Linked DNA regions of Homo sapiens: region 2 is linked to region 1. The links are chromatin loops, found by intact Hi-C in ENCODE. Cell type or tissue: Calu3. All regions are shown on one strand.

Evidence for each region. A loop is a pair of places that touch in the nucleus more often than their neighbours do. Peaks named below come from ENCODE experiments on the same cell type or tissue, not always from the same donor. Only the 100,000 strongest peaks of a DNase experiment are listed, where the experiment ranks them.
Region 2: it touches region 1 in a loop (6-fold over the local background); 8 of 110 quality-filtered maps call a loop at or near these places.

The regions. Positions count from the first base shown.
Region 1 is chr2:222,558,584-222,566,583 of GRCh38, forward strand. It overlaps SGPP2 (sphingosine-1-phosphate phosphatase 2), which reads left to right. Exons shown (of 5, transcript NM_152386.4): 5 at 1-4,038. The coding sequence ends at 315. Among named protein-coding and RNA genes, the nearest start is that of FARSB, 94 kb to the right of the region's middle. In Calu3, a CTCF peak has its summit at 3,436 (motif pointing left); a DNase peak (open chromatin) is centred at 3,438.
Region 2 is chr2:222,021,569-222,029,568 of GRCh38, forward strand. No RefSeq gene overlaps it. Among named protein-coding and RNA genes, the nearest start is that of CCDC140, 270 kb to the right of the region's middle. RefSeq lists enhancers at 3,329-4,315, 4,316-5,302. In Calu3, no CTCF peak of the experiment used is centred here; a DNase peak (open chromatin) is centred at 3,553.

The sequences.
Region 1 (8,000 bases):
TTCTTCCAGCTTGTATCCAAGCCCGCTGAATCTCTCCCTGTTATTCAGAACATCCCACCACTCACCACCTACATGTTAGTTTTGGGTCTGACCAAATTTGCAGTGGGAATTGTGTTGATCCTCTTGGTTCGTCAGCTTGTACAAAATCTCTCACTGCAAGTATTATACTCATGGTTCAAGGTGGTCACCAGGAACAAGGAGGCCAGGCGGAGACTGGAGATTGAAGTGCCTTACAAGTTTGTTACCTACACATCTGTTGGCATCTGCGCTACAACCTTTGTGCCGATGCTTCACAGGTTTCTGGGATTACCCTGAGTCTCAAACAGTTGGAAACTAGCCCACTGGACATGAAAGCCAAGACATAGGAAAGTTATTGGTAGGCAAATCTTGACAACTTATTTTTCTTTAACAACAACAAAAAGTCATACGGCTGTCTTGCTACTACCAGATAAATGATGCTGCTGTGTGAAAGGAAGAACTGTCTCATAGCGGTCATTGGTCGTCCGTGGTGGTTGGTTGTGCTACAGTTGAACCCAGGCTAAAGACCATAATCCGGATCTTTAAAGGCACACACCGCGCCCCCCCCCCCCCCGCCCGGCCCCTGCTCCTCTCGCTGTTGCACGGGCTTTGGATCTAGTCATGGGCTGGCAGGAATTGTGGCCTGGCTTAGGAATAGCTATGAGCCCCACTGGGTTCTGGAGAGCCAGTAGAGATGGGGTGATCTGGGAGGCTGGAGGTAGAGCCTTTCTTTTCCGTTACAACCTTGCCTAGCATGGAGTTATTTCTAAAATGGGAACTTTGGTCTAGGAGAAGGGGTGGCACCATATGAAACGGCATTCCTTGGACAGGGTGACTTCCTTATCGTTTATTTGGTGATTTTTTGTTTTGTTTTGTTTGAGACAGGATCTTGCTCTGTTTCCCAGGCTGTATTACAGTGGCACAATCTCAGCTCACTGCAAACTCTGCCTCCCGGGCTCAAGCAATCCTCCTGCCTGAGCCAACTGAGTAGCTGGGACTGTAAGCATAGACCACCATGTGCCCAGCTAATTTTTGTAGAGACAGGGTTTCTCCATGTTGCCCAGGTACGTCTGAAACTCCTGGGCTTAAGTGATCCACCCACCTCAGCCTCCCAAAGTGCTGGGATTATAGGCATGAGCCACTGTGCCCGGCCTCCTCCTTGTTATGATCAAATTAGACTGTGCCTGGTTGGGTGGTAAGATCACTCTGAAAGAAAGCTCACTGTGAAGAGATGAAAGGTGGAGGCAGAGCTGTGAGGTCATGGGGAAAAGCCTGCTTTCCTTATAAGTCCTGCTGTTCATGTTGGAATAAGGATCTGCTCTTCCTTGTTTCCATGCATTTTGCAGGATTCCAGGTACCATTACCACACTCTTCTGACCCATGAAACCAACTGGCTGCTCACACATCACCAAACAGGTTGGGGGTTAGCCTTCAGCACAGGTGGATACATCTGGGATTCACTGAGATTCCTGCCCTCTCCTGCTTCCTAGTGGTTTGGGACAGGCCCTCTGCCCATCGTCAGCAGTTTTTTGCTTTCATACAAACCTGGAAGGCACTGGCATCTGCCTAGGAAAGTGGATCTGTGAAGAACAGATGAACTCAATCCTTTCTGGAGTCTGACAAAGAAGGGATAGGCTTCCTTGACATTGCCTGTCCTGACAAGGCCTCCCTGACATTACTCCTCCAATTTCACAGTTACCTTCTGTAAATCTATTTTCTCATCTACTGAATAGAATCAGGCGCCCTTTTTGTCTTCCCACCTCTTATCTCTTGGCAATTTTAAGGGGAATTAATGCAAGAACAACTTTAGTGTCTCTTGGGAAAACAAGCCAACCAAATACAAAACCCATTAAGCCTACTAGGGTGAGTCCTCTTAACATGGGAAGGCGATGATTATGCAAACACCGGAGTTCCCTCCTCTTCAGTTCCTAAGAATAAAGAACAGGTATCAAGAACTTTCTTTAAAGTTAGTGTAACTATAGTTAACAAAGTATCCATTGAAGTTTAGTGCCTGTAGGACTGAGCCAGTGCTTTATCAACCCAACACATCATCACCATGTGCATACTCTAGAAAAAAAAATAGCTTCCTTAAAAGTTACAGAGGCTCTTAACGTGTTAAAACCGAAAAATCACATTTTTCTTGATTTCAAATATGTTCTACGGCCTTACTGTTGGGATGATATTTAGTATGTAACTTAGCATTCCAATTTCTCAAGAATTTTTAGGCCGGGTGCGGTGGCTCATGCCTGTAATCCCAGCACTTTGGGAGGCCGAGGTGGGCGGACCACGAGGTCAGGAGATCGAGACCATCCTGGCTAACACGGTACCCCGTCTCTACTGAAAATACAAAAAAATTAGCCGGACGTGGTGGAGGGCGCCTGTAGTCCCAGCTACTCAGGAGGCTGAGGCAGGAGAATGGCGTGAACCCGGTGAGCGGAGCTTGCAGTGAGCCGAGATTGCGCCACTGCACTCCAGCCTGGGCGACAGAGCGAGACTCTCTCAAAAAAAAAAAAAAAGAATTTTTAGCAAAACATCCTGTTTTTACTTAAAATTCTTCTCATATTTATTATAGTTAGAAGGCAAAGATCAAGATGACCTGCCGTTTGACTGCTTTTACATCAAACTCTGCCCAGTATTTGCAGCACAACTCAGGGGAAGGGCCTTAGCTTACAGGTACTCCCAGCCTTCATCTGCCCCTGCAGAGCAGTGGCTGTCAGCCGGATGCGGCACTTTTCTGTATTTTCATCCACACAGCTGCCCAGCCAGAGTTCGCAACACTGGATATTTACACCAAATAATTGTGGTTGACTTGTCTGAAGCCAGCTGACAAAAGGATCAGCTTTTCCCACTTGTATTTTTTAAAAAGAGGGATTGTGATCATTGTCACAGAGTGGGTGCTGGCCTCTCATATATATGATATATATATATCATTTTATATATATATATATATCATATACATAATTTTTACTGCTGTCTCTAGTTTTAAGTCCCAACAATAGGAAGGCCGATCAGCTATATTGATATATTTAAGGCTGTACTTAACTAATTTGGGCTGAGGATGAATATATCAGCCACAGCACATTAAAGAATGAGCCAAGGATTTGTCATGGTTGGTCACTTTTTAAAGTATTTGATTACTGCAACTGGAGAATGAAAAGTGTATATTGGTGACGCCAACCTCAGTTTCTGAGCACTCCTGCTCTGTGGTGAGAATCAGACAAAAATTCATCGGGGTGAAAAAGGCATTACCTGATTCACACCCTTGTCTTGCTAGCCCTCTTCCATTCATTTCTCACACAGCACTTTGCTCTGTTAAATCCTCTCTCTGTCTCAGACCATTGCTTGCCCCTTCAAAGGGTATGGTTCAGGCTCCTTTCAAGACATTTGGAGTTTCTCTCTGGGGAAAGAGAGCCCCCTACTGGTTTGGCTTCAGTCTAGGTCCACCATCCCTCTCGATCTGGCATCTTGGAGATTAATTTAAAAGGCAAGCTCACCACAATGTAAGCCTATGGTCTGGCCAACCTTGCTTTTGGGAACTGTGACACCAAAGCCCCCAGGACTATCTGCCTCTCCAGGAGCCAGATAGAATGACATGCCTTTTTCCTAATTGTCCACATTCCACCCCCAACCCACTGCCACTGTGGGCCAAGCCATCCATCTTGCAATCTTCATCTAAAACAGCTCTCATTTCATGCCAGTTTTGCTCAAACCTGCACCGTCACAAGATATTCAGAAGATGAAAACGTAGAAGACACCCCTGAATTAAAAACACTTACATAGCAGTGGCTGGAATTACTCCAAAACGTGCCCAGTGATCGCACTGTAACATGGGATTTTCTCACCCAAATAGGCAACTCATGCTTCCTGAGTGTAATCAAAGCATGTGGTGTTTTGGGGCCATATGCACCAGGTTTCTATTTTAGAAACCTTCAGCTGTCTTGCTTATGTACTGTATGTAAATTTATTCTTTTTAAAAATCACTTTTATTTGATTTTGACTTATTAAATGCTTTAAAAGCCAGTGTTCTGTTTCCTTGCATTTTTTTCTTAACGTAGATCTTTTTCTCTGAATTCATTGGACCTGAGTTGAAAAGGGGACAAAAATAAGAGGCAGGCTACATAATTCTCTGTTCTTGTCATAATCCAATCATGTGCAAATGTTGGAGAGCCTTGGAGGACCCACAGGTGTGGTAACAAGAAAGAAGTGGCATGTTGGCATCCTTAAATCCCCTCCTCTACTCCATGATACTAAAGAACCTCCTTTTACTTTATATGGAGTTAAATGTCACTATGTTTTGAAAGGTAAATGTTGTAAGTTTTGCTAGTTAAGGTAAGTAAAAGGTTTTTAGAGATGCGTTCTCTATCTGCTGAACCAAATAAACATAACCGTCATTCAAATTCACAGTGTATCACTGCAATGATGTGGTCTGCCTTTAAGCATCCCAAATTTGCTATTTGAGATGGTACATACAGTTGACACTGCCCCTTATTTGCAAGGGCAGACCTAGGACTCTATTTGTACTTTGAGCAGGACATATGAGATGTAAAGCTCCAACCTATCCTGTGCAGTTTTCGCAGGACAGAGAAGACACAGGGGCAGAGAATTACAATTCAGGAGCCAAATGGTTAAGGCTGTAGGGAAGAGAAAACAACGACATGGGAACTGGGAGGAGGGGTAGACTGCATGAGCGAGGTTTAGAGAACAGATGGGGTTTGCACAGGGAATGTGACGGGAAGTAGGTAGGAGATGGTACTCCATGGCTAGAGAACAGCGTGTCTGAGGCACTTCCCAAACACCTCCAGCTCTTACAAGAAAAAAAACCAGACCACGTTGGTGATCGTAAGAATAACAGTGGTGGTGGTGGTGGTGAAATAAAGGATGAGCATAGGGCTGTGACACCGCAAAATCAAACCACACGAACAAGAAGTGTGAGAAGGCCCTCCCAGAGGGGGTGACGTCCAGAGGTGACTTCACAGACTCCTTTCATCACTCCTCATTCAAATACAGTTGCCCCTTGAACAACTCGGAGCTCAGGGGTGCCAACCTCCTATGCAGTAAAAATGCATATAACTTATGACTCCCCCAAAACTTAACTACTAATAGTCTGCTGTCAATGGGAAGCCTTTCTGATAGCACAATCAGTAGATTACCACATATCTTATGTTATAGGCATTATATATTGTATTCTTACAATAAAGTAAACTGGAGAAAAGAAAATGTTAAGAAAATTGTAAGGAAAATACATTTACCCTTCATTAAGTGGAAGGGGATCATCGCAAAAGTCTTCATCCTCATCTTCATGTTGAGGAGGCTGAGGAGGAGGAAGAGAGGGAAGAGGAGGGGTTGTTCTTACTGTGTCAGGGGTGGCAGAGGCAGGAGAAAATCCACATACCACTGAATGTGTACAGTTCAAACCCATCTTGTCCAAGGGTTAACTGTACTCACCAGTCAGCCCGAGCACCTTCCCCGTCTGCCATCTCTGCACGCACAGCGTCATTCCCATCCTTCTTGTTCCTCTCTTGGCAGACATGACCAACAGCTGGGACCTCCTTCTGTGTCCTTCATGCCCACTCCCTTCCCCCGTCTTCTCTTTGCTCAGTTCCCTGAACTAGTCATGTGAAACTTCATTTTCAAAATATTTTACCGTGATCCTGGCTCTTCAGAGAACTTCAAAATGCTTCAAAATGCTCCAAGTCTTTCTTTAATGATTGTGAATGAAGCCCTCATCCTCTAGTAAGAAGCTACCCAAGAGCCAAGTGGAATAGCAACATACACATATCTCATTTGAGACAAGAGATGTTTTTTCCTCGAAGCTGCTTGTGTTTTGATTTTTTTAAACTTGAATTTTAACTGCACGTATGGGTTTGCCATTAGAATTCCAGTTAAAATTTGGATTCTTCATTTCTGTGAACATAAGGCTTTAATGGGTGACTCTGTGCACACCATGCATCCATTGTTTTCTTAAAATGAGACACACCTGTAGTACAGACTTGGATATTTACAGAATGCACATTAAGAAGAATCAGAGTTAAATGTAGGCCATGAAGAGAATGCTAAATTCTTAAAACTGTAGCCACGTGAGACAGGGAGCTATACAAAGCCAAAAATAATTCTTCTTTTTCCAAGCCTGTCTATATGGCATGCAAAAAAACCAAGAAAAGTAAGGATGTAGCTAGGAGTTCCACTGTAATGCTTCTTTAACACACGCACTCAACACATCTGCTGGCCTTGCTCTCTGTATGGCAAGCCAGATTCTGCCCAATGCAGGTGTTCAAATGTCAATGCCTCTTTAATATACACAAAGATGGCCTCAGATCATTAGGGGTGAGCCAGGGTGAAAAGTGGGTCCTGCCTTAATGCCCATGCCTGCAAGAGTCTTATAATCTACCTGTATCCATGAGTGCAGATAGGAGTGAAGCCTCTTGGGCTTCCAGTCTGCAATGTCTCTGTCACGTGGAAACCTGATGGGTGCCACTGTGAGTGGGGCCAATTATGCACAGTGCACACTAAACACAGATCATTTTAGCCTTCCTAACTGGCCACTAATAAAAAGACGCTGAAGTATCCTGAAGATCAAAGAGAGATTTCCACCATGCCTCAATACAAACCCCAGTCCGGGCCTCTGCATGACAGGTGTTGTGCCTAGTGTTTTACACAAGTCATCTCACCTACATGATTTGCTTAAGGGGCACCTCTCTGTCTGGCTCTCTTGTCTCATCTGCCCCAACGTCACCCAAGTGCTCCTTGTTTAAATGTTCTGCCCAAGACACACAGCCAAAAAATCTCTAATCCCACCTATCTCCACTGGGGCTTTTTCTCTGACCTTTCCAGCACGAAATGTGACTGTTTATTCCGTGTGTCACAACTGGTTTCTTGTCAGCCCTAAGTAGTTGGTTATTGTAGGGACAGGCATATTTTATTCCTGACAAAAAGCTGTGCCATGTGGAAATCAGAACATTTCTTTTGCTATCAGGCTTGATATCAACCAGGCACACTTTCTCCACATCTTCACCTTCCCACCTAGAAGGCCAGATTTACTTCATGTCTGCAAGTCCTCTGATTCCAGCGGTGTATGCGGCAGCTCTCTTGCATAGCCTTGCCAGCGCTCCTAACGTGATGGATTCTTCCGAATGTTTTTTCTTTTCTTTTTTTCTTTTTTTGAGACAGGGTCTCACCGTGTCACCCAGGCTGGAGTACTGTGTGGTGCAATTCTGGCTCACATGGCAACTACAGGCGCACACCACGCCTAGCTAATTTTTGTATGTATGTATGTGTGTGTGTGTGTATATATATATATATATATATATTTTTTTTTATTTTTATTTTTTTTATTTTTTGTAAAGATGGGTTTTGCCATGTTGCCCAGGCTCGTCACTAACTCCTGGGCTTTGGTGATCTGCCTACCTCAGCCTCCCAAAGTGCTGGGATTACAGGCATGAGCCACCACACTGAGGCTTCAAATGTTTTCTCCTGGAGATTCATGCCTTTCCTGCCTTTCTTCAATAGAAACAAGGAAGGCCAAACCTTACAGACGAAGAATGAAAAGCTTGAGTGTGAACCTTGAGTATATTCTTAGCACACTCCATTAGTCACTTCAGAAGAAAAAAAAACCTACAGGGTTTGGTCAGACATAATTCAATTAGACCCTTTGCTGGAGATACTTACTCAACCCACAGTCTAGCTACAATATTCACTCATCCTTTCTGCCTACTAGAAAGCCAAAGCAGAGAATACCTGAACATGAAGTAGACATCGCGGAGACTCAAACCGCTTTGCTTCTGCGTTGCCCTTCTTGCTGCCTGGCCCATTTGTCAAGCACAGTCATTTGACAGCTCTTCTTTTATCTAAGCAGGTCATGTTCCCTACATGGACTCTGGTCAGGGCAAAACACTAGGCACAGCACCTGTCAAGCGGAGGCCCGGACTGGGGTTTGTATTGAGGCATGGTGGAAATCTCTCTTTGATCTTCAGGATACTTCAGTG
Region 2 (8,000 bases), 540 kb before region 1:
GAGGGAGACCTGGAAGGACCAAGACTAAAAGTTCAGCGCCAAAAAGGGAAATGTGGGCCTGGACCTATGGGAATTGGCAGGGAGTATGAAGACCTTGGTATTACATTACAGTGCCCACCAAAACCAATTAGGAAAGATGAGTCTTATAATCCTTAATTTTACTATACTTTATTTAGCTGTAAGTTTATACAATTTAATTTTTAATAATGAGTTCTTAACAACTGGCATCCATATAAAAATAAATAAATAAAATACATAGGAATACCTCTAACCAAGGAGGTGAAAGATCTTTATAAGGAAAACTACAAAACATTGCCGAAAAAAATTCTAGATGACACAAACAAATGGAAAAACACTCCATGCTCATAGATCAGAAGAATTAATATTGTTAAAATGACCATACTACCCAAAGTAATCTACAGACTCAATCTTATACCTACCAAAGTACCAACATCATTCTTCACAGAATTACAGAAAACTATTCTAAAATTTATATGGAAGCACAAAAGAGCCTGAAGATCCAAAGCAACCAAGCCAAGAGAATAGAGCCTGAGGCATCACATTACCCAACTTCAAACTATACTATAAGGCTACAGTAGCCAAAACATCATGGTACTGGTACAAGAACAGACACATAGATCAATGGTGTAGAATGGAGAACTCAAAAACAAAACCACACACCTACAACCATCTGATCTGCAACAAAGTTGACAAAAATAAACAATGGGAAAAGGACTCCTTATTAGAATAGTTGTGCTGGAATAACTGGGCTAGCCATATGTGGAAGAGGGAACCTGGATCTCTACTTTTCATCATATATAAATTAAGTCAAGATGAATGAAAGATTTAAGTATAAGACCTCAAGCTATAAAAATCCTAGAAGAAAATCTAGGAAATACCCTTCTCAACACTGGCCTTGGCAAATAATTTATGGCTAAGTCCTCAAAAGCAATGGCAACAAAAACAAAAAATTGACAAACGGGGCCTAATTAAACTAAAGAGTTTCTGCACAACAAAAGATAATATCAGCAGAGTAAACAAGCAACCTACAGAATAGAAGAAAATATTCACAAACTATGCATCCAACAAAGACCTAATATTCAGAACCTATAGGGAACTTAAACAAATCAACAAGCAAAAGCAAATAACCCCATTAAAACATGGGCAAAGGATAGACACTTCTCAAAAGAAGACATGCAAGTGTCCAAGAAACTTACGAAAAAATGCTCATCATCACTAATCATCAGAGAAATGCAAATCAAAACCACAGTGAGACACCATCTCACACCAGACAGAACAGCTTATCATTAAAAAGTCAAATGATGGCCAGGTGCAGTGGCTTGCACCTATAATCCCACAACACTTTGGGAGGCCAAGGCGGGTGGATCACCTGAGGTCAGGAGTTCGAGACTAGCCCAGCCAACATGGGGAAACCCTGTCTGTACTAAAAATACAACAAATTAGTGGGTGTGGTGGCAGGTGCCTATAATCCCAGCTATTCAGGAGGCTGAGGCAGCAGAATCGCTTGAACCCGGGAGACGGAGGTTGCGGTGAGCCAAGATCGTGCCATTGAACTCCGGCCTGGGCAACAAGAGTGAGACTTTGTCTCAAAAAAAAAAAGTCAAAAGATAACAGATGCTGGCATGTCTACGAAGACAAGAGAATGCTTTTATACTGTTGGTGAAAGTGTAAATTAGTTCAGACACTCTGGAAAGCAGTGTGGAGATTTCTCAAAGAACTTAATATGCCTAGTGTTCCATTATTGGAACACTAAGCACGTGGGAGTTATTTATATCCTACTGCTCAAGGTCACCTCCAAGGTCTCATTACAAAAATTCAAAAAATTGCAACCTCAGGCCTAAATGGGTTAAAACAGAACTATGACCCAGCAATCTCATTCCTGGGTATATATTCAAAGGAAAATAAATCATTCTACCAAAAAGATACATGAACTCATGTTCATCACAACAGTATTCACAATAGCAAAGACAGGGAATCAACTGAGATGCCCGTGAACAGTGGATTAGATAAAGAAAATGTGGTACATAAATACCATAGGATACTATGCAGTCATGAAAAAGAATGAAATCATGTCTTTTGCAGCAATGTGGATGCAGCTGGGGTTCATTATCCTAAGCGAATTAACACGGGAACAGAAAAATAAATACTGCCATGTTCTTACCTATAAATGGGAGCTAAACATTGAGCATACATCAGCATAAAGAGGGAACAATGGGTACTGGAGACCACCAGAGGGGAAGAAGGGAGTGGGACAAGGGCTGAAAAACTCTTATTAGTTACTGTGCTTGCTGCCTGGGTGATGGGTTCATCCATACCTCAAACCTCAGCATCACACAATGTTTCCATGTAGCAAACCTGCACATGTACCTCCTGAATCTAAAAGAAAAGTTGAAATAATTAAAAAAAAAAACCCTCATTATGAAAGCCTATTTAATGACAGAGAAAAGCTCACTGCAAAATAGAAAAAGAAATAAATTTTCGAAAGAAAACTATATATAGTACACAAAAAATAGAGAAAATGCACAATAAAATATTAACTGTAGTTGTCTCTGAGTGGTGGAGATGTGAATAATTTTGTTTTCTTTAAAACTTTTCTACATTTTCCAAATGTCTCTGAGAATTATGTATTATTTCACAAAGTAATAATAACTGGCATGAAAATTCTCTGAAAATTTAACAATTAGCTCTTGCATGCTGACACGAGCTGGCTCCAGTACACCAGTAGGCCTGAAAATAACTTGGTTAAGTTTTTTGCTAAGAGGCAGAAATAAGAATCAAGATATGAGTTACATCACATAATAGGAAAATAAAGATCGTGAATTATTGGAACCTATAACTGAGTGGCTTGTGGAAGTTACACTTGCTACATTTCTTTATCAAGGTGTCCCAAAATAGAATAAAAATTGCTGGCTTAAAGCTCGAAGCTTGGTAAGATGTGCCCTTGTCAATTTAAAACAATATAAACAACCAGTAATTCCATGAGAAAAAAAAAATCTTGTGTATTAGTGTATTGTTTGCTGGTGTGATGAAATGCCTACTATCATTTTGAAATTATTAGACAGTATTCATTTCTCTGCCCATTCTCTACTTGCCAGGAGCAGAGTCTACAATTTACAGCATCAGCTGCTTAGTTTATAATCTTGATTGAGGTCATTTAATTTGAAATTAAATCAAGCAAAATAAATAAAGGCAAGATTCTACTGAGCATGTACATTACAACTATGACTATACAAATACCACCCGGTAAGAATAAATGGAACTAACTCTGAAAATTTTACTTGTCTTCAATGGCTTTCAAAGGGTCAGAGGAATATACGGTATTATAAGATGTAAACATTTCCTTTGAAGATCTATAGAGTAAATATCTAGTTGTCAAGCTAAATTGCTGAAGAAATGGGGGGGTTCCATCCAAAATTTGTGAGGAAGATAATAAAGTAATAGCAGCTTCTTTTGAAAGCACATTTTTGACCTACTTTATAAATTCCTATACTATGTTTCTCCTGGGCCACACTAGAGGGCGAACTTTCCCTTCTCTAGAAATCTTCCTAACCTGTGTCCTTTCAAAGGGACGCATTTTTCTAAGGAAGGTTGTTAATCTCCAGGAAATCTTAAAGACAATCAAGTAGGTTCAGTTAAAACAATCAGAATTAGCGGACTCCAGGAGAGAGCTTATTTACAAAGCAGAGGACAGTTTAAAGCAAAATGAAAGGAAAACAGAAAACAAAAACCCCTGTCCTCTATCAATTACTAATACGTTTTATACCTTGCACTTTATAAAGTGTGTTATGAATATTGTCTCTCCACATTCTCTCAGAGACCATATGTAATATTTTAGTCCATTTTCAAGCTGAGAAGCTGAGAAAATTGAAGCTCAGTGGTTTCAAGAGACTCGCTCAAGGTCAAACCGGTTTAAGGCAAGCAACCGAATCTAGTTATGATTTGAACTAATTTCTTCTTTCTTAAAGTTTGGCTCATTGAAGACCCAAGGTCTGTGGCATATGCAATGAGCCAGACTTGAAGAACTGTAGCTTTTCATGAAAAAACTCAGGACATCCCAGGGCAACAGCCCAGCTCGACATTCTCAGATGAACAAACTAGACTCTGGCTATCCCCACTTTGTAAGAAGAGCTAATGAGCAGAAACTTTCCATGACATCTGTACTCTCCTAAGGCTATGATTAAATCATTGACTTAAAATATTGCAAGTATGACACATTTGATTATTTTGCCCCTGGAAAAAATATTATAGGATATGCACTAATTTATTTACTTACATTAAGTAAAGATTTATAAAGAAGCTCTTTAAGTTACAATCCAAATTAAGAGAAAATATAAATTAGAATGTGATTACCTAAGTCACAGAAGGTCCCTTGCTTTCAAAAGGATTCGCTCCAGGGTTCCTTTGAACTGAGAGCTGCCCAGCTGTATGTTAAATGAGCCCATTTACAGTACAAGGGCTCAATTTACATAGAAATGCCCAGAAACAGAGCTGTCACACAAAGTGAAAGGCATCTGCACTGTACTTTGTGTTAGCAGGAAGATTTAAATATATAGAAAATACCAGGCGGGAGAACATCTATCTATGGTTGAGCTTGAATCCACCTCCAGCCCTCTGTTAGCTCACAAATCAGGAGGCGGAAATGATTCTCCAGGTTCTTCTGGTTCCTTCTCTTGCTCCCAGTTGCCGAGGTATTGATCCTGCTATTAAAGTTGTCGGAAATTTCCACAGCTTCCCACAGAAGTCCCCATTCTCCTCCTCATCAGCACATTCCGCATGTGACCCAAAGTGTAGCAGGTGCCTGAAGCTGATTAAAGAAAAGACAGTCTCCCGCTTCATGGACTTTAAATTCCCCTGATGAAAAGGGAATGCACATGTGCCTTCTCAAGCCACCAATAACAGCTGAAAAACGACAGGTGAGATCGAATGATTTAATAACGTGTTCCTCTGTTTCTCTTCTGCAAATACTCAGGGGCATATTAGGCATTGTGTTTTGTTTCCCCTCTTTGTAGAGGGTTTGTGGACAGGTACGTGGGAAAGGAAGTGAGGGAAAAAAAAAAAAAAGAACAGACAAGTGGCTCAGTGCAGTGGCTTACTCCTGCAATCCCAGCAATTTTGGAGGCTGAGCGGGGAGGACCACTTGAGCCCAGGAGTCTGAGAACAGCCTGGGCAATATAATGAGACCCTGTCTCTACAAAACGTTAAAAAATTAGCCAGGTGTGGTGACATACCTGTGGTCCCACCTACTCAGGAGGCTGAAGTGGGAGGATTGCTTGAGCCCAGGAATTTGAGGCTGCAGTGAGCCATGATTGTGTCACTGCACTCTATCCTGGGTGACAGAGTGGACCCTGTCTTTAAAAAAAAAAAAAAAGAAAAACAGAGGTTTCTGAGGACAGGTTAGAAATTTATTTACTTTCTACTTATTTGATTATGTATTTGTGTATGTATTTATTTATCGCCTCATTCTAAAAAGAAATTTGCAGCAGCAAATGATATTATAAAATAGAATGTCAATATAAAAATAGAAAACCAGAGGGAAGGAGAGAAAAGGAAATTAAGATAAGGGAAATAATGGTATTTCAATAACATGCAATAATACATTTGGTAGAGTTCTGCCAAAATATTTCTACAGCACCTTGATCTTTGAAAATCCAGGCAGGTTTTAAAAATCCAGAATGGGTTCAGTTCTCAGAAATCCATTCAAAAAGGAGAAACAAGGTATGTCGCACAATTTACATCAGATTACAAAGCAGATCAGCTAGCTCTTTAAGAGAGGCATTTTTGTCTCAGCTAGCCTCTGATAAATTTTTTCCCTCTATTCTCAACTTGTGGGCAACGCCACCCCTAACAATAAATTCAACAGCAGATTTGGGGGCCAGTGGCTTATAAATTCTCTCAAAATAGACAAATGGCTCAAGAACAAACCCCAGCCTAAGACAGGAGGTATGTTAGGGATAAAAGCAATGTAGGCCGGGTGTGGTGGCTCATGCCTGTAATCCTAGCAGTTTGGGAGGCTGCCGCAGGCAGATCACAAGGTCAGGAATTCGAGACCAGCCTGACCAACATGGTGAAACCCTGTCTCTACTAAAAATACAAAAATTAGCCGGGTGTGGTGGCGCACACTTGTAATCCCAGCTACTAGGGAGGCTGAGGCAGGAGAATCACTTGAACCCGGGAGGCAGAGGTTTCAGTGAGCCAAGATTGCACCACTGCACTCCAGCCTGGGTAACAGAGCGAGACTCTATCTCAAAAAAATAAAATAAAATAAAATAATAAAAAAGTGCACAGTAGAGGCTAAGCAATGTCATGCAGGTAGAGGGGGTGCAAACGGAGGAAGAGAGAGGAAATAAGTGCAGTAGGCATGCAGGGCAGAATTACATCTTCCAGATGCTTGAGGAGGAGAAAGGAAGCTTAAGCCTAGAGAGACCTGTGGCCTTGCCACCATCCTCTTCTTCAGGCATGTCCTAACACTCCTGAGTCCTGGCCTTGTTGCAGACAAAAAATACCATAATAAAAGGTCAAGAGGCAGGGCATGGTGGCTCACACCAATAATCCCAACACTTGGGAGGCCAAGGCAGGAGGAGTGCTTGACCCCAGGAGTTCGAGACCAGTCTGGGCAACATAAGGATATTTCCTCGCTACAAAAGTAAAAAAAAAAAATAGCCAGGTGTGGTGGTGCATGCCTGTGGTCCCAGCTACTTGGGAGGCTAAGGTGGGAGGATCGCTTGGGCCCAGGAGGTTGGGGCTGCAGTGAGCCATGATCGCGCCACTACACTCCAGCCTAGGCAACACAGCAAGACCCTGTCTCTAACCGACTAACTAACTAACTAAATAAATAAATAAATAAATAAAAAGTCAAGAAGAGGACAATACCTGGAATTTACATGAAAACCCAGGAGGAAGGGTATAAGTGGATATCCAGTAGTTAAACAACCTTGGTGTCTAAGAGGAACTGTGCTGATACATGGGGCTTCCTGACATTTTTCCGACGTACTCTGTTCCAGTGCTTTGCACAGAACACACAGTGTTCACAGCCGGGAGACCAGCTAGGAGGCCTCAGCTGCTATGGGCACCACCTGGCTGCTCCCTGGGGATCAGTACTGTGACCCCATTTTAATGTGGTACTGTAGGAAGTCTTGCTAATGGAACGACTGCCCCTGACTAAAACTGACTTCGCAAAGATTATGACAGTGAGATAAGTCTGGCCTGGGCTCACTCCATCTCGCTTCTAGCCTCACAGGCTGGCTGCCCTCACTTATCCCTGGGCATAGGCCAAGCTACTCAGGGGAGGAATTTATAGTCTAACTTTAAAGCAAGGATGATAATAGTCTCACCCTAAAACTAACTCCTCCTTGTTCAGTGGCTGAAAACACCTTTGTAAGACTAATGAAGAGCCACAAGATTAGGATTCTGGTAGGGGCCTGAATTCTGCTACACTGTAGGCTTAATTTCTATAATCCCTTACTGTAGAGGAGTCACATGGCCAGAGGTCACAAGATTTGTGACTTTCTCAGTTGTTCATATAAATAACATCACTATTACAGAACATAAGATTGGCCTTTTCAGATGTTTTTCAGACTGACCCCACCTAGACTTGTGACTCACGACTTAACCAGTCCTGTGCACCCCCCACCACACAAAGGTGGACTTAGTGTATAAGGACCGTTTCCCACACTCGTATGATTCTCAACCAATCAGCAGCACCCATTACCTAGTCCCCTGCCCACCAAACTATCCTTGAAAAACCCTAACCTCTGAGCCTTCGGGAGACTGATTTGGGTAATAACTGTCTTCCACATGGGCAGACTCCCGTTAATTCAACTCTTGCTTTACTGCAAGATCACAGTCTCAGTGAACTGGTTTTGTCTGTGCAGCACACAGGAATAACCCATCACCTGATTACACAACCACTGAACAAGAAGACTTGGGTTCAAGGCTACCTTTGGTCAGCCATTTTCTCTAAGAAAGAACACAGTCAAAGT